Regions from separate parts of the Homo sapiens genome. Here all the other regions are linked to region 2. A link is a contact called in ENCODE Hi-C or POLR2A ChIA-PET data. All regions are on one chromosome and are shown on one strand. The core of a region is the stretch at or near the end of the contact, and the rest is flanking DNA. Distances in the headings are between cores, read along the strand shown. Region 1 has its middle 18 kb from the start of SUV39H1. Region 2 holds the start of TFE3 (transcription factor binding to IGHM enhancer 3). Region 3 overlaps LOC107985695 (a long non-coding RNA gene). Region 4 has its middle 24 kb from the start of GLOD5.

What was found. Hi-C counts contacts between places; a loop is a spot of excess contacts on that map. ChIA-PET counts read pairs that join two places held with the same protein, here RNA polymerase II (POLR2A). Pooled maps may share reads with other maps.
Region 1: a pooled map shows a loop between it and region 2 (4-fold over the local background). The contact joins the enhancer-like site here to the promoter of TFE3 in region 2. A Hi-C loop is called at or near these places in 5 of 50 pooled maps. POLR2A ChIA-PET finds 5 or more read pairs at or near these places in 2 of 52 experiments (Panc1 and activated CD4-positive, alpha-beta T cell).
Region 3: a map of K562 shows a loop between it and region 2 (8-fold over the local background). The contact joins the enhancer-like site here to the promoter of TFE3 in region 2. A Hi-C loop is called at or near these places in 6 of 168 maps with a recorded cell type or tissue (B cell, CD4-positive, alpha-beta memory T cell, CD8-positive, alpha-beta T cell and 3 more), 7 of 37 single-sample maps with no recorded cell type and 13 of 50 pooled maps. POLR2A ChIA-PET finds 5 or more read pairs at or near these places in 4 of 52 experiments (HEK293T, Panc1, activated CD4-positive, alpha-beta memory T cell and 1 more).
Region 4: a map of CD8-positive, alpha-beta T cell shows a loop between it and region 2 (12-fold over the local background). The contact joins the enhancer-like site here to the promoter of TFE3 in region 2. A Hi-C loop is called at or near these places in 3 of 168 maps with a recorded cell type or tissue (B cell, CD8-positive, alpha-beta T cell and naive thymus-derived CD4-positive, alpha-beta T cell), 6 of 37 single-sample maps with no recorded cell type and 14 of 50 pooled maps. POLR2A ChIA-PET finds 5 or more read pairs at or near these places in 5 of 52 experiments (HEK293T, K562, activated B cell and 1 more).

What each region holds. Positions count from the first base shown.
Region 1 is chrX:48,711,296-48,717,300 of GRCh38, reverse strand. No RefSeq gene overlaps it. Among named protein-coding and RNA genes, the nearest start is that of SUV39H1, 18 kb to the right of the region's middle. RefSeq lists an enhancer at 3,929-4,223. Within about 2 kb of position 4,265, at least 4 of the 41 ENCODE cell types and tissues checked have a DNase peak (open chromatin) inside an H3K27ac peak, as active enhancers do.
Region 2 is chrX:49,039,986-49,046,370 of GRCh38, reverse strand. It overlaps TFE3 (transcription factor binding to IGHM enhancer 3), which reads left to right and starts at 3,014. Exons shown (of 10, transcript NM_006521.6): 1 at 3,014-3,260; 2 at 5,803-5,916. The coding sequence starts at 3,145. RefSeq lists a silencer at 3,044-3,283 and enhancers at 2,825-3,688, 6,233-6,385.
Region 3 is chrX:48,629,935-48,636,278 of GRCh38, reverse strand. All of the region lies in intron 1 of LOC107985695 (a long non-coding RNA gene), which reads right to left. It also overlaps the pseudogene VN1R110P. Among named protein-coding and RNA genes, the nearest start is that of WDR13, 36 kb to the right of the region's middle. RefSeq lists an enhancer at 4,382-4,451. Within about 2 kb of position 4,423, at least 2 of the 41 ENCODE cell types and tissues checked have a DNase peak (open chromatin) inside an H3K27ac peak, as active enhancers do; they include CD8-positive, alpha-beta T cell, where a contact is called at or near this core.
Region 4 is chrX:48,734,890-48,741,041 of GRCh38, reverse strand. No RefSeq gene overlaps it. Among named protein-coding and RNA genes, the nearest start is that of GLOD5, 24 kb to the left of the region's middle. RefSeq lists enhancers at 3,261-3,310, 3,361-3,620, 3,811-3,940. Within about 2 kb of position 3,426, at least 26 of the 41 ENCODE cell types and tissues checked have a DNase peak (open chromatin) inside an H3K27ac peak, as active enhancers do; they include CD8-positive, alpha-beta T cell, where a contact is called at or near this core.

The DNA of each region.
Region 1 (6,005 bases), core at 3,016-5,515, 330 kb after region 2:
GCAGCAATAGAAAATCAATAGTGTGTCAGGTTGTGCTGTCTCTATCTGGTTGTCAGGATGTGAACTTCATGATCTATTTGTGAGGGTGTGTGTCTGATAGTGGAGGTCACTGATTTCTGTGCAGGGTCTCTGATCTGATGACCTATTTGGTGGTGTGTGTCCCAGAATTTGTGCTCTCAGCTTTTGTGGAGGAGCGTATGTTCTAGGATGGGACATCTCCAATCTGATTTTGTGTACATGTGCCAGTGTGTGAGTTCTCTGATCTGTTGAGGTGCGTATGTCTAGGGTGTAAGGATTCCAAGCTCTGTGTGAGTATATTTCCTTTTGCTTGAAATTCTTGCCCTGTTTCTGGGTTTATGTCCCAAGATGTGAGACTCCCTGATTTGTCTGTCTCTGTGTCATGGTGTGAAGCCTCTGGTATGTCTGCTGGTGAATGAAGCAGAGAGTGAGGTCTCTCACCTCTTTTTTTTTGTTTGTTTTTGAGATGGAGTCTCACTCTGTTGCCCAGGCTGGAGTGCAGTGGTGCGATCTTGGCTCACTGCAACTGCTGCCGCCCAGGTTCAAGCAATTCTCCTGCCTCAGCCTCCCAAGTAGCTGGGACCACAGGCCCGTGCTACTATGCCTGGATAATTTTTGTATTTTTAGTAGAGATGAGGTTTTGCCATGTTGACCAGGCTGGTCTCGAACTCCTGACCTCAGGTGATCCGCCCACCTTGGCCTCCCAAAGTGCTGGGATTATAGGCGTGAGCTACCGCGCCCAGCCTCTCACCTCTTTGAGAGGGTTCTCTCAGGAAGTGAGTTCTCTGATCTGATTCTGAATGCTTAGCCTAGGATATGAGGTCTTTGATCTGTTTGTGGGTATATATCCCTGGCATGAATTTTCTGAGCTGTTTTGCCAATATTTGTGGGTACTTATGATATGCATATAAAGTTTCTGGTTTGTGTGCTGGTATTTATAGTAGAAGTCAGGTTTTGTTGTGGTACATGTATCCACAATGTGGTTTTGGAGCACTCTGTGGGAGACCTGTGATCTCCTCTTGGGTCTATACCAAAGACAGCAGGTCTCTGTACTTCTTCAGGAGTATTTTCTGCATATGAGGCCTGTGACCTGGTGTTTCATGTCGTGGTATTAGAGGTCTCTGGTATGGTTTCTGGTTGTGTTTCTCAGATAGGTTCTCAGATAGGTCTCTGATCCATTTGTTCGTGTGTGTCATCGTATGTGAGTGTGTCATCTCCTCAGGGTGTTTATAGAGGGTGTGAGTCCCATTCTTTTTGTGGTTTTATGTCCAGTTTGTGAGGTTCCTGACCTGTCTGTGGGTGTCTGTCAATGAATGTGTTTTTTTGTGTTCTTTGTGTCTGTGTCTCAGAGTCAGAGATCTGGTATGTTCGAGGGTGTTTGTCCCAGAATGTGGGGTCCCTGATCTCTTCGCTAGTGTATATCCCAGCGTGTCAGGTTCCGGTTCTCTTTGAGAATGTACTTGGCAGAGTGTGGTTCTCTTATGTCTTTGTGGGTTTAATCCCCAGGGTGTGAGGACTATGAGCATCATTTGGCGTATGCCCCAGAGTGTGTGGCTCTCTGATCTTTTTGGATTGATGTCCAGGAGTGGGAGTTCTCCGATCCCTTTGGAGGTCTATGACTCCAGCTGTGAGATCTGTGAGCAGTTCATGGGTGAAAGTCCCGGGATGTGAGGGTTCTCTTTGTGCATGTATGTTCTGTTTCGTCAGATAATAGATCCCCAAATATGTCCTCACCTCATTCCTGGAGCTTGTTAATATGTTGTCTTATCTGGAAAGGGGGCTTTGCAAATACATATTAGGTAAGCATCCTGAGATGGGGGCAGTTATCCTGGACAATCCAGGTGGGCCCACTGTCATCACAAGAGTCTTTATATGAGGAAGGTAGGACCTTCAGGGTCTGAGAAGACTGTGTGTGTCACATCAGAGAGGACCATGTGACAACAGAAGTAGAGTCACAGAAGGTGATGCGATGACAGAAGCAGAGGTCAGAGAGAAATTTGAAGCCAAAACTGTTGAATCATCTGATCTCTTGGGAGTTATGCTGTAAGATGTCATGTCTACCATCTGTTTCTGGGTGTGTTTTTCAGCACATGAAGTGTGACTGGATTATGGTTGTATACTGCAGGATTTGAAGTCTCTGATTGTTTTTGTATGCTCCAGGATGTGAGAGCTCTGAGCCATTTGTCCATGTACGTTGCTGGAGTGGAGGTCTCTGATCTGTGTGGGTGCATGTCCACGTTGTAAGGTCTCTAATCCTTTTGTCAGTGTATATCCCATGATGTGAGCCCTCTGATCTGTTTGCAGCTATATTCGTAAGATAGTTATCTGTATGTTTCTGGGTATGCGTGTGTGTCGGGGTCTGTTATCTGTATTCTCTTTATGGGTGTGACCTCCCCTAGATGTGAGGTCTCTGATTTGTTTGTCATTGTATGTTCCAGGATGCAAGATTTGTGAATGGTTTGTGGGTGTGTTTTGCAGGATTTTATGTCTGTGATCTATTTGAGGTTGTGTGTCATAGGATGTGAGGTTTCTGATCTTTTTCTGGGCAAATTTCCTAGCATGCGAGGTCTGTGAACATTTTGTCAGTGTCCCAGGCTATGTTATCTCTGATCTCTTCACATGTATTGCCAAGTGTTTAATGTCTCTGATTTGTTTCTTGCTGTTTGTTCCAGGACGTGAAATCTCATACTGTCTGTGGATATGTGTCCCAGGGTGTGTGGTCTCTGATCTGTTTGTGGGTTTGTATATCCCAGTGTTTCATTACTGTCTGTGGATTTATTTCCCAGGATTTTTTAGTGTATTTCCTAGGATGTGCATTTCTCTGGTCTTTCTCAATGTATATCCCACAGTGGACAGTATCTGTTCCCTTTGTGGGTGTATATCCCTTGGTTTATGATCTCTGATCCTTTGTGGGTTTATATTTTAGGATGTGAAGTCTCTATTGTGACTGTGGGTGTGTGTCCCAAGACGTAAATTCTCTGGCCTCTTTTTGGGTTTATGTTCCAGGATGACAGGCTCTATGTGTATTTCTAGCCTGCAAGGTCTATTACTTATTTGTGGGTGTAAGTCCAAGGGTATGAATTCTCTGATCTCTTTGAGGGTCAGCGTACCAGAATGTCAAGTCTAGTTTGGTTATGGGTGTATGTCAAGATGTGAGCTCTCTGATCTCCTTGTGGTTGTATGTCTCAGGATGTGAGGGTTCTGATCTGTTCCTGTATGTTTGTCAACAGTGTGTAATCTCTGATCTGTTTGTGGCTCTGTGTCCCAGGTTGTGAGGTTCTGACCTGTCTTTCTTTCTTTGTCCCAGCATGCGAGATCTCTGAGGTGTTTGGGTTTATGTCCCAGGAATTGAGTCTCTGGTCTCTTTGTGAGTGTGTGCCTCAAGTAATATGTGAGGTCCCTGATGTAGTCTTTGGTTTATTTCCCAAGGTGTGAGTGCTCTGATCTATTCATGGGTATATGTCCTGGCATGTGAAGTGTCTGGTATTTTTATGTGTATATGTCTCAGGGACTGAGTTCTGTGATCTGTTTGTGGGTATAAGGCCCCAGATGTTAGTTCTCTGAAATATTTGTGGGTGTATATCTCAGCTTGTGTGGTTTTTGATCTTTCTGTGAGTATGTCACAGGATGTGAGGTCCCCGTTCTTTTTGGGTGTGTGTTTCCTAGAATTTGGATTTTCTGAGCTGTGTGTGTGTGTGTGTGTGTGTGTGCGCGCGCGCGCGCACATGTCACAGGGTTGAGGTCCCTGGTCTGTTTGTTGGTGTATGTCCAGGATGTGAGTTCTCTGATCTCTTTGGGTGTGTACGTCCCACAATTTGAGGCCTCTGAATTAGTTGATACTCTGCATCCAGCATATTAATTCTCTGAAATATATTTTGGGGTCTATACCCTAAGTCTCAGAAGGATTCTGAATCCTGAATGCGAGGGTTCTGCGCTTTTTCTGGTCTACATTCCAGGGGGGTGAGTTCACTGGGCTGTTTTGCGGACTGTGTTTACCTTGTGAGGTCTCTGAGCTGTTTGTCCACTGGTGTCCTAGGATACGTGGTCCCTGAGCTCTTTTGGTTTCAAAGTCCCTTGACCTGTTTGGGATATATTTTCAGGCGTGAAGTCTCTGTTCCTTTTCAGAGGGCTCAGTCCCGGGGTTTGATATATCTGACTCATTAGGGGTTTGTTCCAGGGTTAAGGTCTCTGAGCTTGTAATGGGTGTGTGTGCGCCAGTGAGTGAGTTTTCTGAGTTGTTTGAAGGTCTATAGGTGTGAAATTTCTTAACTCTCTGGTGGTTCCTGTGCAGAGTATGATGTCTCTGAACTATTTAGCAGTCTCTCTTTTCAGGTGTGAGGTGTTTGTACCCTTGTATGAGAACTCTGATGTATTTGAGTATCACCGCCAAACTGTTTTGAGCCAATGTCCCAACAAATGAGTTATCTGTGATGCCGTGGGTTTTGTCCTAGGGTTGATTTTCCTGAGCAGTTTCAGGATCTGTTTCCAGAGTCTGATGTCTTTGTACTAATAATGTCTTTTTACTGTTTCAAGCCTCTGGAGTGCTTCACCCTCTGTGTCCCAAAGTGTCAGATCTCTGATCTCTGTATTCCTTGGTGTTGAGGTCCCTCAACTGTTATGTTTCCAAGAGTGAGACAGTTCCTGTTGAGGGAGTCTCAGTCCCAGGGTATGAGGTCTGTGACTTATTAGGGGTCTGGTTCTAGGGTTTGGGGTCTCTGAGCAGTTTGGGGTTCTGTTATCAGTTTCTGACGTCTCTCTAGTATTTGGGGGTCTATGCCCGGGTTGTATGTCACTGGGTCACTCGGCTGTTAAGGGGTCTGTATCCTAGGGTGTAAAGTTTGTCAACTCTGAGCATTTTTGCATTGTCTGTCTGCTGTGTGAGGTCTTTGGCATGTTTGTGGGTTTACTTTTCAGGTTGTGAGGTTAACTCTTTGAGGGTTTGTGTCCCATAATATGAGGTGCTTGAGCTGTGCGGGCATACTTAGCCAGGATGTGATATCTCTGAACTGTTTTCATGTCTGTCTCCCAGGTTAGAAGTTCTCTGAGTCATTTGGGAGCCTGTGTCCACAATGTGAGGTCCTAAGCCGTTTTGGGTCTGTGTTCCAGTTATGAAGTGTCTCTACTGTTTGTGGCCAACTTTGCACAAAGGTTTCAAAGCTGTTTGGTGATCTGTGTCCATGACTATCAGCCATCTGAAATCTTTCCGGATAAGGACAAAGGGCAAGTTCCATGAATGGTTTTGAGGACTGAGTCCAGGATGTGATATTCCTTAAGCATTTAGAGGTCTGCGTTTAGAGTGGGAAGACTCCGAACTGTTTGGGGGTCTGAGCCTAGGATATGAGGTTTCTAAGCTGTTTGGGGTCCGTGTCCAGGGGGTGTGATCTCAGTTCCTCAGGGTTTTTGTCATAGGGTGTGAAGTCTTTAAGCTCTATAGAGGGTTTATGTCCACACTTTCAGGTCTGTGGGGCCTCTGAGCTGTTTGGGGATCTGTCTCGGTGTATAAAGGCTGTGAGCTATTTTGGGGAACTCTATGTCCAGTATATGACATCTCTGAACAGGAATCTGTGTCCAGGGTGTGAGCCTCTGAGTAGTTTTCGGGCCTGTGTTCCAGCATAAGTGATTTTAGGGCTCTCTAGCATTGTGTCCGTGGTGCGAGGTCTCTGGGCTGTCTGGTGGTCTGAGAAGAGGTTGTGAGGTCTCTGAACTGTTGGTCCATTTTTGTCCCAGTTTGTGAGTTCTCTGAGAAATTGGTGGATCTTTATCCCTGATTGTGAAGTCTCTGAGTTTCCCGGAGGTCTGTAATCAGATTTCCACGTCTCTGAGCTCTTTGGGTGTGGGGTTACAAAGTGTGAGGTCTCTGAAGTGTTTGGTATTGTCTGTTATCAATAGAATAGAAATATATTGATTACTAGGCTGCCTTGGCTTTGAACTGTTGAGGGGTCTGTGTCAGAAGGCGTGAGGTCATGTTTGAGCTGTAAACAGATTTG
Region 2 (6,385 bases), core at 1,765-4,264:
AGAGTCTCATTCTGTCGTCCAGGCTGGAGGGTAGTGGTACAAACACGGCTCACTGCAACTTCAAACTTTCCAGGCTCAAGCGATCCTCCTGCCTCAGCCTCCCAAGTAGTTGGGACCACAGGTGTGCACCACCATACCTGGCTAATTTTTCTTTTCTTTTCTTTTCTTTTTTTTTCTTTTTTTCTGAGACAGAGTCTCACTTTGTCCCCAGGCTGGAGTGCAGTGGTGCAATCTCGGCTCACTGCAACCTCCGCCTCCTGGGTTCAAGAGATTCTCCTGCCTCGGCCTCCCAAGTAGCTGGGACTACAGGCCAGGCGCGTGCCACCATGCCCAGCTAATTTTTGTATTTTTAGTAGAGACGGGGTTTCACCATGTTGGCCAGGATGGCCTCAATCCCTTGACTTTGTGATCCTCCCGCCTCAGCCTCCCAAAGTGCTGGGATTACAGGCGTGAGCCACCATGCCCGGCCTAATTTTTTAAAAGTTTTTTTGTACAGACGGGGTCTCCCTATGTTTCCCAGACTAGTCTCAAACTCCCGGGCTCAAGCAATTCTCCCACCTTGGCCTCCCAAAGTGTTGGGATTACAGGTGGGAACCACCCCGCCAGACCCTCCTCTTTCTTCTTTTGTAAAATTAGCCATTCTTACATGTTTGTTTTTGTTTTTTTTGAGACGGAGTCTAGCTCTGTCTCCCAAGCTGGAGTGCAGTGGCACGATCTTGGCTCACTGCAACCTCCACCTCCCGGGTTCAAGCGATTCTTGTGCCTCAGCCTCCCTAGTAGCTGGGATTACAGGCGCACGCCACCATGCCTGGCTAATTTTTTTGTATTTTTAGTAGAGACAGGGTTTTGCCACGTTGGCCAGGCTGGTCTTGAACTTCTGACCTCAAGTGATCCACCTGCCTCGGCCTCTCAAAGTGCTGGGATTACAGGCGTGAGCCACCGCACTGGGCCATTGTTTTTGTTTTTGAGACAGAGTCTCACTCTGTCGCCCCAGGCTGGAGTGCAGTGGCGTGATCTCGGCTCACTGCAACCTCCGCCTGTCGGGTTCAAGCTATTCTCCTGCCTCAGCCTCCCGAGTAGCTGGGACTACAGGCCAGGCGCAGACCACCACGCCCGGCTAATTTTTGTATTTTTGTAGAGACGAGGTTTTGCCATGTTGGCCAGGCTGGTATCGAACTTCTGGCCTCAAGCGACCCACCAACCTTGGCCTCCCAAACTGCTGGATTACAGGTGTGAGCCACCGTGCCCGGCCCATTCTTACATGTTTAAGGCATCATAGGAATTTTAACATTGGATCTACAAGTTCCGTTTTAGAGTTTTGATTGGTACAATTGGTAATGTATTCTTTTTTCTTTTTTTTTTTTTTTTGAGACTGAGTCTCACTCTGTCACCCAGGCTGCAGTGCAGTGACACTATCTTGGTTCACTGCAACCTCTGCTTCCCGGTTCAAGGGATTCTCCTGCCTCAGCCTCCCGAGTAGTTGGGATTACAGGCGCCCGCCACCACGCCCGGCTAATTTTTTGTATTTTTAGTAGAGACGGGGTTTCACCGTGTTGGCCAGGCTGGTCTCAAACTCCTGACCTCAGGTGATCCACCCGCCTCGGCCTCCCAAAGTGCTGGGATTACAGGCATGAGCCACCGCGCCCGGCCAGAAGTCATCTTTATTATGTAGAGGTTTCCCCCTTGTACGAGATGGTTGTGTGTGAGTATGGATGAGTTTACGAAAGCAACTGACAGACCTGTGAAATAATGATGCCAATACAGGAAGGTCCAAGGTAAATGAAAGCCCGGTGAAATTCCTGGAGGCGCAACTCAGGGTGGGGTCTTGGGATGTCAGGAAAGAGGAAGGGAAGGCTGTAGGTCTGGGTGTTTTGTGAGCTATTTGCACCTGAGGATATATGAGTGAGACCCTCCGCCTTGTGCGAGCCGGCTTGCATGCGTCTGGCATACAGAAGCGCTCAGTGAATGTTGAATAAGTGAACAAATGAGTGAATCAACTAATTTTGGGAAGCTTCTTGTATGCCAAACAACCTGCTAGCACTTTTCATACATTATCTTTAATCCTCAGAACAACCCTGCCAGACAGGTATTTTGACCCCCATTTAACAGGCCAGGAAAGCTGAGGCTGGGAGAGGGGAGGTCCCCTTCCCTATTCAAACCTGGATCTTTGTGATTCCAGAAGTCGTCATTCACCGAAGGGACCAGATTCATTCACCCGTCAAGAATTTATTAAGCACATATTGCGCAGCGCAATGAACATAGTACAACCGCTCTCGATGGCATGGAACAGGCGGAATACTCCCGGAAGACCAGCTGGGCGGCTGGACTGCGGACAGCGAAAGGGGGGGGTTTCTGGCCCGCACCTTCAGGGAATGTAGCTGCCTCTGCCTCATAGTTATGGCTTTGGCTGAGAGAGCACAGCCAGATCGAGGTTGGAGCGCGGTCTAGGGCTCAGATATTACAAATATTGGCCGAAAGAGGGCGCGGTTCCGCAGCTAAAAGCTTGGCCAGGAGACCCTCCGTGCGCCGACTGGCCATCGATGCGCAGGCGCAGAGGACCCAAGGAGCGGCTTAATATTACCTTGCAGAGGGATAATTTGAGAAGAGAGGGCGTGGCTCCGAAAGCGACGCAAACATAGAGGCGTGGTTCAACCAAATCAACCCTCGCCTATTTGTCGCTGCCCCTGAGGGCGTGGTCTGGGTGCTGCTTCTCGGAATGAGGGCGGGCCGAATCGCGTTTTTCCTCCGCGTCGGAGGCGTCGCTTAGGGTGGGCCCTCGAATCGCCGTTCAGCGATTGGCCGCCTCGCTAATGGGTCGTGGCCAGACGGGCCATCCATCCCCAGTGCGGTCACTTCCTGTGGAGTTTCCCCATCCCTGGGAGGAGGGAGGAGGGGGAAGAAGACGAGGGGGAGGAGGGCGGTCGTCCGGGGTTAGGTTGAGGGGGGGCGTCGGTCCGTTCTGGGCGGGGGATGACTCACAGCCCATCCCATCTCCCCGACGCCGCCCGCCCGCGCAGTGCTAGCTCCATGGCTTAGCGGAGGAGGCGGCGGTGGCGAGCTGGGGGGAGGGGGGACTCTTATTTTGTTAGGGGGACCGGGCCGAGGCCCGACCGGCCTGGCAGGGCTCGCCCGGGGCCGGGCGTCATGTCTCATGCGGCCGAACCAGCTCGGGATGGCGTAGAGGCCAGCGCGGAGGGCCCTCGAGCCGTGTTCGTGCTGTTGGAGGAGCGCAGGCCGGCCGACTCGGCTCAGCTGCTCAGGTGCGGGGCCGCCTGGGGCTGGGAGTGCCGACTGGGGCTCCCAGGGGCCTGATCTCGGGGGCAGTGGGGGCCCCGGACTGGGATTGGAGGCCCTCGGCCTAGCCTTGGAGGACGTCGGGGCGCCCGTCTTGGGGGGGCACCTAAGGAATCCGGCAGTGGCCTGCTTGGATTGTGGCTTTATTAAAGGAGTCGTGGGAGTGCATTAAGCGGGGTCTGGGTCAGGTTTGGGGAGCCCTTGACTGCGTCTAGAGGGGCCTATTCTGGAGTATCCAGAAACTGGTCTGAGATAGCTGAACTTGGTAGACAGGGTCTCTGATTAGAGGCTGAATTCGGGGATTTTCAGTCGGACATGAGGGGAATGAATTTGAGGGGACACTGTCAGGTGAGGCACTGGTTTTAAGGGAATCCTAGAATCTTTTTTCCCTCAGTGTGGGAGAAGGGGTCCTGAGGGACAGAAGTGCTGTCTTGGGAGCTTGGTGCCTCTCAGTGACTGGTTGCTGTGTTTGGGGATAACATGAATCTGGAGGGATTTGGAGGTATCTCAGATATGCTGCCTGGGACCAGCCTTGTGAGTGCGTGTGAATGAACAAGAGAAGCAACATTCAGCAAGACTTGACCAGAATAATCCTTTCCCCTCTGCCCGCCTACCCAGCTGGGGCAGATCCCAAGGATAGTGGAAAAGCCCTCTTCCCACACCTGTTAAGGGCCTGAATGGAAGATAGACAGCCAGGCAGAGGGCGATGATGTTACCTCTTAGCTCAGAGGCCTCAGACCTTGTTTGGGAACCCAGAGGAGGCTCTTGTTCATGCTGCTACTCGCTCTAGCCTCTCAGCCCTTCCCACTCCCTAGCCCCACACCCCTTTTCTTTTTATCTTCTTTTCGATCTCCGAGCTCCTGGGGGTAATCTTGAATCTGTCCATAGAGCTGGAACGAGTACAGATTGCACCATCCCTGCCTGGGTGGATCCCCTCTGGCCTCTTCTCATCCTTACTTTCATCAATGGGCTTTGGAGCCCCAGCCCTCCCTGCTCACCCCAGTGCCCATCTCTTCCAACTTCTGTGCAATGGGTGTGTGAGCCCTGGGTGGGGGGGGGTCTTTGCCTCCTTTGTGCCTGGGATTGTGCTGAGCTCAGTGGCTCGCCCGAGCTTCCTCTTCCCAACTTCCTGGGTGGTTTTAGGGCTCCATCTGAGGGTGAGGAGAGGAAGGAAGACAGATCCTTGGGGAGGGGAGAGGATTCTTGTCAAGTGAAGTCACCAGCAATCTCTCAGCATTCTAAATGTTTAGCTAAATTGAAGGATGCATATTCATCCACGTGTGTGTTAACTGTCCCTTGCTCTCTGGGGCTGAGCAGAGCCTTTCTGTATATCGATTCACCATCTTCTAATTCCTCTGTAACAACCTAGATCATCGCAGTAGTGGACATAGTTAAAGGGATGGGTGTATATGGCTTCTTATTTTGTGCGCCAGTGGGTGTTAGTGTTGGGGGTGTGTGTGTGTTTTGATCTATCCAAAAAAACAGGAGAAGGCTGGGCAGGCTCCTCCGGTAAGAAAAGAATGCTTGTATAAAGTGGATCAACCACCCAAATTCTCCCTCTTGTAAATCCAGTCTGTTGGAGCGAGGGGAGCCTTTGATATTTCTATTTTATATTTAGGCATGTGTTGGCATCCCATGAACTCTGGCTGGGGCTGGGAGAAACTCATTTGTGAAATGGTAGATCTTTACGTCAAGTGAATTATTTCCAGTTCTCTTTGTGATGCATTCAGTTTGTGTTACAAGGGACTGTTATGCTGAGGGATGCCCCTACTTGCTCTGTGTGTGTGTGTGTGTACACACATATACCTGGGCTCACATTCAGCTGTAAAGAAAATAGCAGGGGGTTGGCCGGGCGCAGTGGCTCACACCTGTAATCCCAGCACTTTGGGAGGCCGAGGCAAGCGGATCTTGAGGTCAGGAGATCGAGACCATCCTGGCTAATACGGTGAAACCCCGTCTCTACTAAAAATACAAAAATTAGCCGGACGTGGTGGCGTGTGCCTGTAATCCCAGCTACTCGGGAGGCTGAGGCGTGAGAATCACTTGAACCCAGGAGGCAGAGCTTGCAGTGAGCTGAGATCGCACCACTGTACTCCAGCCTGGTGACAGAGCGATACTCTGTCTCAAAAAAAAAAAAAAAGTAGGGGGTATGGGGGCTGGGAGAACTCTGAATAGGAAGTCAGGAATCCTTCTATAAAGTGAATTGTTATTCCTAAATTCTGTTTTCCTCAAACCCAGGTTGTTACAGTGTGGGGGTTGGGATGCAGGCGTTCTTATTATTCTGACTCCTAAGGGACTATGAGTAACACAGTGGGGAAGGGAAAGGGGGATGGGGGAAGGAGGTGGGAATTCATGGTGGTGTGGTACCCAGCAAGGTGGCCAAATATGAGGGGCTTGTACCCTCCTCTTCGTTCTCCCCCCCTCTCTCTCTCTTTCTCTGTCTCAGGGGAGGGCTGGGGAATAAGGTCCTTCATTCAATCACTGACCACCACTCCACCTCCCCCTCAGCCTGAACTCTTTGCTTCCGGAATCCGGGATTGTTGCTGACATAGAATTAGAAAACGTCCTTGATCCTGACAGCTTCTACGAGCTCAAAAGCCAACCCTTACCCCTTCGCTCAAGGTATGTATGACTTGTCTATCTGATTCCCCTCCCAATTCCTCAGCCCTCCTCTCCCCTCTTGATGGGCAGAGGCCCTCAGTACCAGCCCAACCCATTCTTTCACCAGCCTGCGTTTTCTAGGTGGTAAAATTAGGGACCAGAAAGAGCATGTCACACAGGAAAGTAGGTGGCCAAGCTAGGATTCCAGTATCTCTGTCAAGACCTCCCCTGCCTGCCCCCAGCCCACCTGCACACCCATTCATATGCAAGTGTTTCAGCCTCAGGTGTTCCAGCCGGCCTGGAGTGCTCAGAGATAGGGCGTGGCCTGCTTAAACTCATGTCCCCGGGTGGGCGGGGACATGCCTCTAGCCCCAACTCAGTCCCTTCCCACACTACCAACTCACCCACCCTCAGCCCTTGAGGAGCCCCTGCTGGTCTCTTCTTTCCCCAAGCTTGGAAGTCTAAATGTGCTGAGTCATCGGCCCGGGCT
Region 3 (6,344 bases), core at 3,174-5,673, 410 kb after region 2:
CAAGATTCCAATGCCAGCTTGAAAAAAAGAGGCATTTTTCAATGAAAACATAAGTGGAATGTAATAATGTAAATTGCAAAAGAGAAACATATTTTGAATATCTGAAAATAATAGACTTTACACCCGGCGTGGTGGCTCACGCCTGTAATCCCAGCACTTTGGGAGGCCAAGGTGGGCGGATCACGAGGTTAGGAGATGGAGACCATCCTGGCTAACACGGTGAAACCTCATCTCTACTAAAAACACAAAAAATTAGCTGGGCGTGGTGGCAGGCACCTGTAGTCCCAGTTACTTGGGAGGCTGAGGCAGGAGAATGGCATGAACCCGGGAGGTGGAGCTTGCAGTGAGCCAAGATCGCGCCACTGCACTCCAGCCTGGGCAACAGAGCAAGACTCTGTCTCAAAAAAAAAAAATAGACTTTACCTCATAAATGTTATTTATTGTATGTTCAAAATCATCACTTTTTTATCTCATAAAATTCTTGATTAATTCTATTACATAAATTTTCAAAAGTACAGTCAGCATTATTTTTACACTATATACCTAGTATATATATATATATATATGTATATATATATATATATATATATTCTAAGAATAATTGTGTGTGTGTGTGTGTGTATATATATATATTTTTTTTTTCTTTTTTTGAGATGGAGTCTCTCTGTCGCCCAGGCTGGAGTGCAGTGGCATGATCTCGGCTCACTGCAACCTCCACCTCCCGGATTCAAGCAATTCTCTTACCTCAACCTCCCTAGTAGCTGGGACTAAAGGTGTGCACCACCATGCCTGGCTAATTTTTGTATTTTTAGTAGAGACAAGGTTTCACCGTGTTGGCTAGGCTGGTCTCCAACTCTTGACCTCAAGTGAACCACCCACCTTGGCCTCCCAAAGTGCTGGGATTACAGGCGTGAGCCACCGTGCCTGGCCGTGTATACATACTTTTTTTTTTTTTTTTTTTGTGACGGAGTTTTACTCTTGTCCCCCAGGCTGGAGTGCAATGGTGTGATCTCGGCTCACTGTAACCTCTGCCTCATAGGTTCAAGCAATTCCCTTACCTCAGCCTCCCAAGAATCTGGGATTACAGGCACCTGCCACCATGCCTGGCTAATTTTTATATTTTTAGTAGAGATGGGGTTTCACCATGTTGGCCAGGCTTGTCTCGAACTCCTGACCTCAGGTGATCCGCCCGCCTTGGCCTCCCAAAGTTCTGGGATTATAGGCGTGAGCCACTGTGCCCAGCCCAACATAATTTAAAAAAAAATTAAAAAAAAATCTGACTCTCATATCACAGCATTAATTTTCTTAGCCTCTCATTCCCATTTAAGAACTTTTGTGATTACCCTAGGCTCACACTTATAATTCAGATAAGATCAGGTGCATTCAGGGTGGTATGGCTGTAGACACCAATCTCATAATTCAAATTAATCTCTTTGTTTTAGAGTCATCTGATTATCATCCTTGATTTTATCTACAGCCTCTATTCTTTGTCATATACCATAATATATTCCTAGAACGTGGGGGTTAAGACATGGGCACTTTTGTGGGGCATCATTTCATTTATCACAACTCCTATTAATTGTATTTTATTAAAATAATCCTGGCTCTGTCCAACTTTTGTTTCCATCCCAGAGAACCCTTATGTAAACTTTTTTATCTTAGAAGAAAATTGTGGCAGGGTGCGGTGGCTCACGCCTGTAATCCCAACACTTTGGGAGGCCGAGGTGAGGATCATTTGAGGTCAGGAGATCAAGACCAGCCTGGCCAACGTGGTGAATCCCCGTCTCTATTAAAAATACAAAAATTAGCCAGGCATATATGGCCTTTATTATGCTTAGGTAAATTCCATCTATACCTAGTTTAGAGTTTTTATCATGAAGTGGCATTGAATTTTTGTGAAATACTCTTTCTGAATCTTTTGAGATGATTGTTATCCTTCATTCTGTTAATGTGGTATATCACATTTATTAATTTATGTATGTTGACCCATCCTTGCATCTTAGGGATTAATCCCATTTGGTCATGATGTATGATCCTTTTAATGTGCTGTTGGATTTTGTTTGTTAGTATTTCGTGCAGGCTTTTTGCATTTATGTTCATCAGGGATATTGGCTGTAGTGTTCTTGTAGTGTCTGACTTTGGCATTAGGGTAATGCTGGCCTTGTAAAATGAATTTGGCAAACACAGGCAACCAAAGCAAAAATGGACAAATGGGATCACATCAAGTTAAAAAACTTCTGCACAGCAAAGGAAACAATCCACAAAGTGAAGAGACAACCCAAAGAATGGGAGAAAATATTCGCAAACTACCCATCTGACAAGGGACTAATAACCAGAATATATAAAGAGCTCAAACAACCCTAGAGGAAAAAATCTAATAATCTGATCAAAAAGTGGGCAAAAGATCTCAATAGACATTTCTCAAAAGAAGACCTACAAATGACAAGCAGGCATAGGAAAAGGTGCTCAATGTCACTGATCATCAGAGAAATGCAAATCAAAACTACAATGAGATACCATCTCACCCCAGTTAAAATGGCTTCTATCCTGCCAGGCACGGTGGCTCATGCCTGTAATCCCAGCAATTTGGGAGGTGGAGGTGAGCGGATCACCTGAGGTTGGGAGTTTGAGATCAGCCTGACCAACATGGAGAAACCCCGTCTCTACCGAAAATACAAAATTAGCCGGGTGTGGTGGTGCATGCCTGTAATCCCAGCTACTGGGGAGGCTGAGGCAGGAGAATCGTTGGAACCCGGGACGCGGAGGTTGTGGTGAGCTGAGATCGCATCATTGTACTCCAGCCTGGGCAACAAGATGGAAACTCAGTCTCAAAAAAAAAAAAAGGGGGGGCCGGGCGCGGTGGCTCACGCCTGTAATCCCAGCACTTTGGGAGGCCTAGGCAGGCAGATCACCTGAGATCAGGAGTTTGAGACCAGCCTGGCCAACATGGTAAAACCCCGTCTCTACTTAAAAAAACAAAAATTAGCCAGGCGCGGTGGCGGGTCTGTAATCCCAGCTACCCGGGAAGCTAAGGCAGGAGAATTGCTTGAACCTGGGAGGTGGAGGTTGCAGGGAGCCGAGATCAAGCCACTGCACTCCAGCCTGGGAGACAGAGTGAGACTGTCTCAAAAGTAAATAAATAAATAAATATAAATAAAATTGTAAAATATGCATTCACAAGTTAGTGTTACTGGAAAACTGCATGTTATGTAACAGTATGTACAGAAGTGAAAAAGTACAACCAAAATGATATATCACCAAAATTAAAAACACAAAAATTTAAGATAAAAACAAAATGACACGTACAAGTAAACCGTTTTTTTTAATTTATGTAAATATAAACACGGACATTTAGAAATATACACATTGAAAGGACAGAGATGAGAAATTATTCCTTGGGTGTTGGGTGTCTGTTTGCCATTTATTTCTATAATGTAGTTCCCTCTTTTCTGAAAAACTTGCAACCAACGTGGATGACTTTTCCAAAGAGAAGAGGGACCCAGCATGGTGGCTCATGCCTGTAATCCCAGCACTTGGGAGGTCGAGGCAGGTGGATCATCTGAGGTCAGGAGTTCGAGACCAACCTGGCCAACATGGCAAAACCCCTATCTCTATTAAAAATACAAAATTAGGTGAGTGTGGTAGCAGGCACTTGTAATCCCAGCTACTTAGCAGGCTGAGGCAGGAGAATTGCTTGAATCCCGGAGGCGGAGGTTGCAATGGGCCAGGATCGCGCCACTGCACTCCAGCCTGGGTGAGAGAGTGAGACTCCGTCTCAAAAAACAAACAAACAAAAAAACACAGAAGAGAAAACACTCTCTGAAATGGAAGTAAAGGGACTAGAAAACAATGGGAAGCTATTTAGTAGTAGGGGAAAGGGCTATTTTCCAATGGCGAGTGACAAAACCACAAGGCAAAACTGTCCCTCCCCCTCCAACTGGAGTCCATACAGGGACGCATGCACACGGGCACACGTGTGTCCCTCTGTGAGCGTTGTATGGTGCACACTGATAGACTGATGGGGACCCTCTGACCATTCCTGTGAGGACTTGAGCCAAAAAGCTACTTCTCTCTTGGCACACCTGGCCTAGCCCAGTGTGCTTTTGAAACTCTAGGAACCATTGGAGTCCACTGGAGGGCTTCTGAAAACACCAACTGCTGGGCCCCAGGCCCACAGCTTCTGATTCAGTGGGTCATGGGTGGGGCCTGGGAGTATGCATTTTTAATAGATTCCCAGCGAGGCAGCTGCTGCCTGCCAGGGAACCCCACTTTGGGAACCACTGGACTAGTGTCTGGGTCAGCGAATAGAGGAGGCCACCCGGAGGCCAGAAGGTGCCTGAGGCCCTGGGCTTCATGGCTGGTGGCTGGAGATGCCCTCCTCCAGGCCTGGAGCTTCCTCAACCTGACAACTTGCCAATAAGGGAAATGGGCGCGATCTAACGTGCCGCGAACTAGTGCAGACTCACAGCCTAGGTCGAGTAGGAATGGAATTCTAGAAATGATATATGCCAAGAGTTTGCAGTGTAGACCTCAGAATCATCTCAGATTCAAAGAGGAAACCAAACGACTGCAGCAGCAGCAGCAGCAGCAGCAGCAGCAGCAGCAGGGAACAGGTTGGCTACAGAGCCAGTGGTCACACCCGGCTTTCTGCAGCCTTTCTGGCTCCGCAGCATTTTTTTCAGAGCTTAAGGGCGGGAGGAGATGCTGTATATTTAGGGGTGGAGTGAGGAATAGCGGAGCATTCCGGCATTTCTGGAGTAACACTGCCCCCAAGAGCAATCTGTGATAAAGCCTCAAGCTATGTGGACAAACAACATGAAAGGCGAGGTAATGAAAAAAAGATCCAGAAAGATCCAGCAGCCAACTTGACGATCCTCGCTGATTGAAGATTAAAGCACTATGAGCGCAGCTAGGTTCAAATAGCGGTTCTGCCACTTACTCACTTTGTGACCCTGGGCAAATTAGTCAACTTCCCTGTGCCTCAGTTTCCCCTACTTGTACTTCATGGGGGATTAATGAACTAATATATGGAAAGTATTCAAAGCATTTCTGCTGACTACAGAAACTCTTTACAATTCTCCCAGAAATAATCCAGGTCATCATGCATTTGCCCACATTCCATCTTTGTCAGGAATTGTAGGCCAAAATGTTCTTTTTTTATTTTAATTTAATTTTAATTTTTTTTTGAGATGGAGTCTCCCTCTGTCTCCCAGGCTGGAGTGCAGTGGCGTGATCCGGGCTCACTGCAACCTCCACCTCCCAGGTTCAAGGAATTTTCCTGCCTTAGCCTCCCGAGTAGCTGGGATTACAGACGCCCGCCAACATGCCTGGCTAGTTTTTATGTTTTTTTAGTAGAGACGGGGTTTTGCCGTGTTGCCCAGGCTGGTCTCCAACTTCTGACTTCAGGTGATCCGCCTGCCTCGGCCTCCCAAAGTACTGGGATTGTAGATGTGAGCCACTGCAACCGGCCCAAAATGTACTCTTTTTTTTTTTTTTTTTTTTTTGAGGCAGTCTCACTCTGTCGCCCAGGCTGGAGTGCAGTGGTGCGATCTCGGCTCACTGCAAGCTCCGCCTCCTGGGTTCACGCCATTCTCCTGCCTCAGCCTCCCGAGTAGCTGGGACTACAGGTGCCCGCCACCACGCCCGGCTAATTTTTTGTATTTTTAGTAGAGATGGGGGTTTCACCGTGTTAGCCAGGATGGTCTCGATCTCCTGACCTCGTGATCCGCCCGCCTCCGCCTCCCAGAGTGCTGAGATTACAGGCGTGAGCCACCGCGCCCGGCCAATGTACTCGTTTTTTAAAGACAATGCTTAGTTATAGTTCTCCACAATTAAACCCAGCACAGTGGCCAGGAGTGGTGGCTCATGTAATCCCAGCACTTTGGGAAGCCAAAAGGATCACTTGAGACCAGGAGTTCGGGACCAGCCTGAGCAATATAGGGAGACACCCACCCCCCCCACCTGTCTCTATTTTCAAAAATAAAATAGGCCAGGTGCAGTGGTTCAATGCCTCTAATCCCAACATTTTGGGAAGCTGAGGAGGGAGGATTGCTTGAGTCCAGGAGTTTGAGACCAGCCTGGGCAACATGTTGAGGTCCCATTGCTACCAAAATTTTTTAAAAATTAGCCAGGTGTGGTGGTGCATGCCTGTAGTCCCAGCTACTTGGGAGACTGAGGTGGGAGGATCACTTGAGCCCAGGAAGTCAAGGCTCCAGTGAGCTGAGATCATGCCACTGCACTCCAGCGTGGGTGACAGAGCAAAGACCCTGTCTCAAAACAAACAAATAAATAAAATACAGTAAAATAAAATTATAATAAAATAATATAAAATATAAAGACATTAG
Region 4 (6,152 bases), core at 2,177-4,676, 310 kb after region 2:
AGATTTCAGAAAGAACAGAAAATTTTTGCAGAGACTCTTATTAAATTTGGATCTTATGAGAAAAATGTGCTGCTTTTGGTGCTAGAGACTTTGAATTTTATTGTTTTTTTCCAAGAACTGGCATTTGGTTCCATTAATTTTCCCTTCCCCTTTCCCCTTTCGAGTCTCACTCTGTTGCCCAGGCTGGAGTGCAGTGGCACTGTGTTGGCTCACTGCAACCTCCGTCTCCTGCGTTCAAGCAGTTCTCCTGCCTCAGCCTCCTGAGTAGCTGGGACTACAGGCACCCACCACCACACCCAGCTATTTTTATATTTTTAGTAGAGATAGGGTTTCACCATGTTGGCCAGGCTGGTCTCGAACTCCTGACCTCAGGTGATCTGCCCACCTCGGTGTCCCAAAGTGCTGGGATTACAGGTGTGAGCCATGGTGCCCGGCCTCCATTGATTTTCTCTATTGTTTTTGCTTTCAATTTCATTGATTTCTGCTCTTATATTTTTATTTTTTATTGATTTTGAGACAGGATCTGACTCTGCCACCCAGGCTGGTGTGCAGTGACACGATCTTGGTTCACTGCAACCTCCACCTCCCAGGCTCAACTGATCCCCACTGCTCAGCCTCCCTGGTAGCTAGGCTACAGGCACATGCCACCACACCTGGCTAATTTCTTTTTTTTTTTTTTTTTTGAGACGAAGTCTTGCTCTGCCTCCCAGGCTGGAGTGCAGTGGCCCAACCTTAGCTCACTGCAACCTCTGCCTCCCAGGCTCAAGCAATTCTCGTGCCTCAGCCTCTCGAGTAGCTGGGACTACAGGCATGTGCCACCAAACCCGGCTAAATTTTTGTATTTTTTTTTTTTTTGAGATGGAGTCTCACTGTTGTCGAGTCCGGACTGGAGTGCAATGGCGTGATCTCAGCTTCACTGCAACCTTTGCCTCCCAGGTTCCAGCAATTCTCCTGCCTCAGCCTCCTGAGTAGCTGAGATTATAGGTGTCAGTTTTTTGTATTTTTAGTAGAGACGGGTTTTCACCGTGTTGGCCAGGCTGGTCTCCAATGTCTGACCTCTGGTGATTCGCCCACATTGGCCTCCCAAAGTGCTGGGATTACAGGTGTGCACCACAGCGCCCAGCCTGGCCGCCCTTATCTTTATTATTTTATTCCTTCAGGTGTAATTTTTAGACTTTTCTAAATTGGAAATTCAGATAATTGATTTGAGACCTTTCTTTTCTCATGTAAGCATTTTAATGCCATCAATTTTCTTCTGATCACTACTCTAGCTGTATCCCATAGATTTTGATTTGTTGTATTTTCTCATTTTTTTCAATTCACAATAGATCTTTAATTTCCCTTTGGATTTTCTCTTTGGCTCATGGGTTAAAGTGTTTTGTGGCTGGGTGGGGTGGCTCATGCCTGTAATCCTAGCACTTTGGGAGGCTGAGGCAGGTGGATCACCTGAGGTCAAGAGTTTGAGACCAGCCTGGCCAACATGGTGAAACCTTGCCTCTACTAAAAATACAAAAACTAGGCAGACGTGGTGGCAGGCGCCTGTAATCCCAGCTACTGGGGACGCTGAGGCAGGAGAATTGCTTGAACCCAGGAGGCGGAGGTTGCAGTGAGCCGAGATCATGCCACTGCACTCCAGCCTGGGCAACAGAGCAAAAACTCTGTCTCAAAAACAGAAAAAAAAGTGTTTTGTTTAATTTACAAGTATTTTTGGATTTTTCAGATACATTTCTGTTATTGATTTCTAGTTTAATTCCACTATGGTAAAAGAATATATTTTCTGTGATTTCTGAGCTGTTTGTGTATAAGATCTCAGAACACTTTTCAGGGCTGGTTCTCAGGTTATGAGGCCATTCTTTGAGCATTTTTTCCCACTTGCTTTGCCTCCATTAACAGCATGTCCTTTAGGTGGTCTCTCCAGGCAGTACAGGTGGGTCACCTTCATTTTGTTTGTGTCCAGGCCTCTGAATTGTTTTGTGGTCTACGTGGAGTTATGTGGTCTCATGGTGGGCATGGTGGCTCACGCCTGTAATCCCAGTACATTGGAAGGCCCAGGCCAGTGGATTGCTTGAGCCTAGGATTCGAGACCAGCCTGGGCAACATGGTGAAACCCCGTCTCTAGAAAAAAATACAAAAATTAGTCGGGTGTGGTGGCCTGCTTCAGTAGTCCCAGCTACTGGGGAGGTTGAGGTGGGAGGATTGCTTGAGCTGGGGAGGCGGAGGTTGCGGTGAGCTGTGATCACGCCACTGCACCCCAGCCTGGGTGACAGAGTGAGACCCTGCAAAAAGAGTATGTGGTCTCTGTCCAGATTTAATCTATATCCCAGGTGGTGAGGTCTCCGAGCTGTTTTGGAGTCTGCGTCCAGGATATGAGGTATGTAAGGTGTTTGGGATTTGTTTTCCCAGCGTGCAACGTCCCTGAGGTGTTTCGGCCTTTGTGTCCCAGGGTGAGGTCTCTGAAATGTTTGTAGGATTTTGTGACGAGGATGAGACCTATGAAATGACTGGGAATCTATTAAGATATGTTCCATTATTGAGTTCTCTAATTTTGTTTTGTGGTCTGTGTTCAGTGTGAGTTCCCTGAACTGTTTTGGACTCTGTATCCCACGGTGTGAGATCTCTGAGCTCTTTTGTGCTCTGTGTGCAATGATGTGAACTCCCTGAGCTATCTGGGTGTTTCCAGTAATGAGGTCTCATTCTGTTTCACAGCCAGCTGGTACTCTATGGTATAATCGCCTTTAAGCATTTGCCGTTTTCTCCCTTAGTTGTTTGCTCCTTCCATTCTTGTGCACACAGGACTGTGCACGTATGTATGATTATTTCCTTAGAACACATACTTAAAAGTGAAACTGCCACGCCAAAGGAGTCATTTATTCAACAAATCCCCTTTTGAGCACCTACTGTGTGCAGGGCAGTTTCAGGCAGAGACTTTGGGGGGTCTAGAAATACACATATCCCTCCCTACCTTCGTGGTGGTGACATTCCAGTAAGGAGGGGTGTCTGCTTTTTATTTTGATAAATGCTGCCACACAAAGGCAGACTTCCATCAGTGGCCTCGGGAATGAATGCCCATTAATGGGCGGTGGCTCTGCAGCAAGGGTTTGGACGCTTGGGCCTTTGCTCTCAAACGAATCATCAGGGTATGGGGCAGGGACAGTGCTCTGGGGGACGTCGGTTGGGGGAGACAGGGCTGGAACGTGGGCAGGAGGAAGGCATGAAAGAGTCCATTTAGTTCTTTTGCGGTGAACTGAAGATTGATTCACTTGACACTGACATGAAAGAGTCCTTGTCGCACACACAAGGGGAGCGTGAGCGGTGGGAATGAAGGGTTAACGACTAGACTGTGCAGCTCCAGGACCATACCACTACGGTCATGGGAGGTACCACAGGGGAGGGGTCGTGTATTTCGGAAGATACCATTGTACTAGTGGAGACACGAAAGGTCTCCTCATCCCGCGAGTGGATCGGCCTCCACCCTAGACCGAGGAGAGAATGGCTCTGCCTGGACCGACCCCCGCGCCGGGCGGACCCGATCTTCGGCCTAAAGCGTCCACCTGTCTGGAAGCCGCCGCCACCAAGCTTTTATTAATATATCCGTTCCCGCCGGGTTGGCTATACAGATGCGAATCAACTCCGGGGGTGGGGTGAGGAGGAAGGCCGCGGAGCGGCGATTGCTTCCTGGACGAGTTGCGTAGGGCGGGACAAAGTCTTGCCCTGAGCTCTGATTGGTCACCGCGAGACTGCCTACCTAAGCTCTTCCAGGGTACCGAGGTTTTCCGGAATCACTAAGAGGCTACAGGCCGGGTCCTTCGGCTCCGCGTTCCTATTGGCTGCTGTTTCGGCGCAAGCGCTTTGGCTCCTGGGTTGGCGTTCAGGGTTGCCGAGGCAGGGCTTTGGCTACTGGAGATCGTAGGTTCGAATCCCGTCTGGGAAGTTCAACTTGTGCACCTGTAAAAGAAGCTGGCATTATTGGCTTGTACTCAAGGGCTGGCACAGAGTGTGTCGGGTAATCTTTTCCATTTTCTTTTACCTATTCTTTCTTTTTTTAAGCAATGCCTATTGCATCCCATTATATTGATTTCAGGACCCACTCACCGTTCACAACAGCACTAAGAAAAATTCTTCAGGGTCCCTGGCATTTGTCTTTCAGGCTACCTGTAGGTCTGAGTCCAGCAGATAAGATTCAAGGTGATCTCATGATCCTCCTCCAGGCCAGCCCCCATCTCCCAGAAGAGGGTGATTTGGAGGCTTCCCTCAGGACCAGGCCTGACTAGGAGTGTGATGGGGTGGGCTATAAGTGATTAAAAGAGAGATGCATGGTTTCACGCTCTGGGATGCTGAAGAGCTTGTGGCAACTACAAGGAGAATTTTGGAAGGTGGGGGCAAGACTTAAAAGAGTACGCTTTTAAATGATGGGATTTTAAACATCAGACAGGGGAGGTGTTTGGCTGGTGAGGTAGGTAGGTAGTAGGAAGAAAGTGATTCTCAAGTCAAGTCAGCTCATCATAGGGTAGTTATTACACTCTGCAGTTTGGAGGACTGTGTGCAGGATGTGAAGTCTGATTTGTTTTGGAATCTCAGTTCAGGGTATGACTTATAAAAAGACTGTGAAGTCTCTTTGCTGTTTGAAAATCTGTGTCTCAGAGGTTTAGGTGTTTGAGATCTTTGTGGGTCTCTGTCCCAGGGTTGGTTTCTTTTTTCTTTCTTTTTTTTTTGTTTTTTTTTGTTTTTCTTTTCTGTTTTTCTGTTTACGTTGGTCCAGAATGTCCCAAGGTTTCTAAGCTGTTTATGGATCTTTGTCCCCGGATGTGCAGAGTTTTTTTTTCTTTTCTTTTTTTGTGTGTCTTTACTTTTATTTATTTATTTTTGAGACAGGATCTTGCTCTGTCACCCAGGCTGGAGTGCAGTGGTGTGATCTCGGCTCACTGCAGCCTCAACTTGCCAATCTCAGGTGATTCTCTCACCTCAGCCTCCTGAGTAGCTGGGACTACAGACACGTGCCACCACACCCGGCTAACTTTCTTTATTTTTTGTGGAGGTGGGATTTTACTATGTTGCCCAGGCCTTTTTGTATGTTTTTAGGGGCAGGGTCTCTCTCTGTTGCCCAGGCTGGAGTGCAGTGGTGCAATCATGGCTCACTTCAGCCTCGACCTCTGGCTCAAACAATCCTCCCACCTTAGCCTCCTGAGTAGCTGGGACCACAGGTGCGTACCACCACACTTGGCCCGGCTATTTTTTTTTTTTCTTGTAGGCTGGGCACGGTGGCTCACACCTGTAATCCCAGCACTTTGGGAGGCCAAAGTGGGTGGATCCCTTGAGCCCAGGAGTTCGAGACCAGCCTGGCCAACATGGTGAAACCCTATCTCTACAAAAAAAAAAAAATTAGCCGGGTATGGTGACACGTGTCTGTTGTCCCCAGCTACTCAGGAGGTCAAGGCTGCAGTGAACTGTGATCTCACCACAGCACTCCAGCCTGGGCAACAGAGCAAGACCCTGTCCCAAAATAATTTTTTTTGCGTGTGGAGACAGGGTCTCCCTCTGTTTCCTAGGCTGGTCTCAAACTCCTGGGCTCAAATGATACTCCTGACTCAGCCTCTCAAAGTGTTGGGATTACAGATGTGAGCCACCACACTCAGCCTTTTTTTTTTTTTCTTAAAATTGATTTTCATTTTTCTTTTATTGGCATTTCTGTGACTGCTAGAAGGGCTTAACATTGTTTTCTGTGCTTGTTGGCAAGATGTATCTAAGTTTTGTTTTGTTTTGTTTTGAGACAGGGTCTCACTATGTTGCCCAGGCTGAGTACAGTGGCATGCACATGGCTCACTGCAGCCTCGACCTCCTGGGCTCAAGCAGTCCTCCCACCTCAGCCTCCTGATCTTGAGTAGCTGAGACCACAGGCATGTGCCACCACACTCCACTAATTTTTTTATTTTTTGTAAAGACCACGTCTCACCATGTTGCCCAGGCTGGTCACGAACTCCTGGACTCCTGTCTTACCCTCCCAAAGTGCTGGGATTACAGGCATGAGCCACTGCACTTGGCCTTATTTAAGTTTTCTAAATTCCCTTTTACGTCCTGTGATCATTTTTGTTAAAATTTTTATTTTATTTTATTTTTTGGACACAGGGTCTTGCTTTGTCACCCAGGCTGGAGTG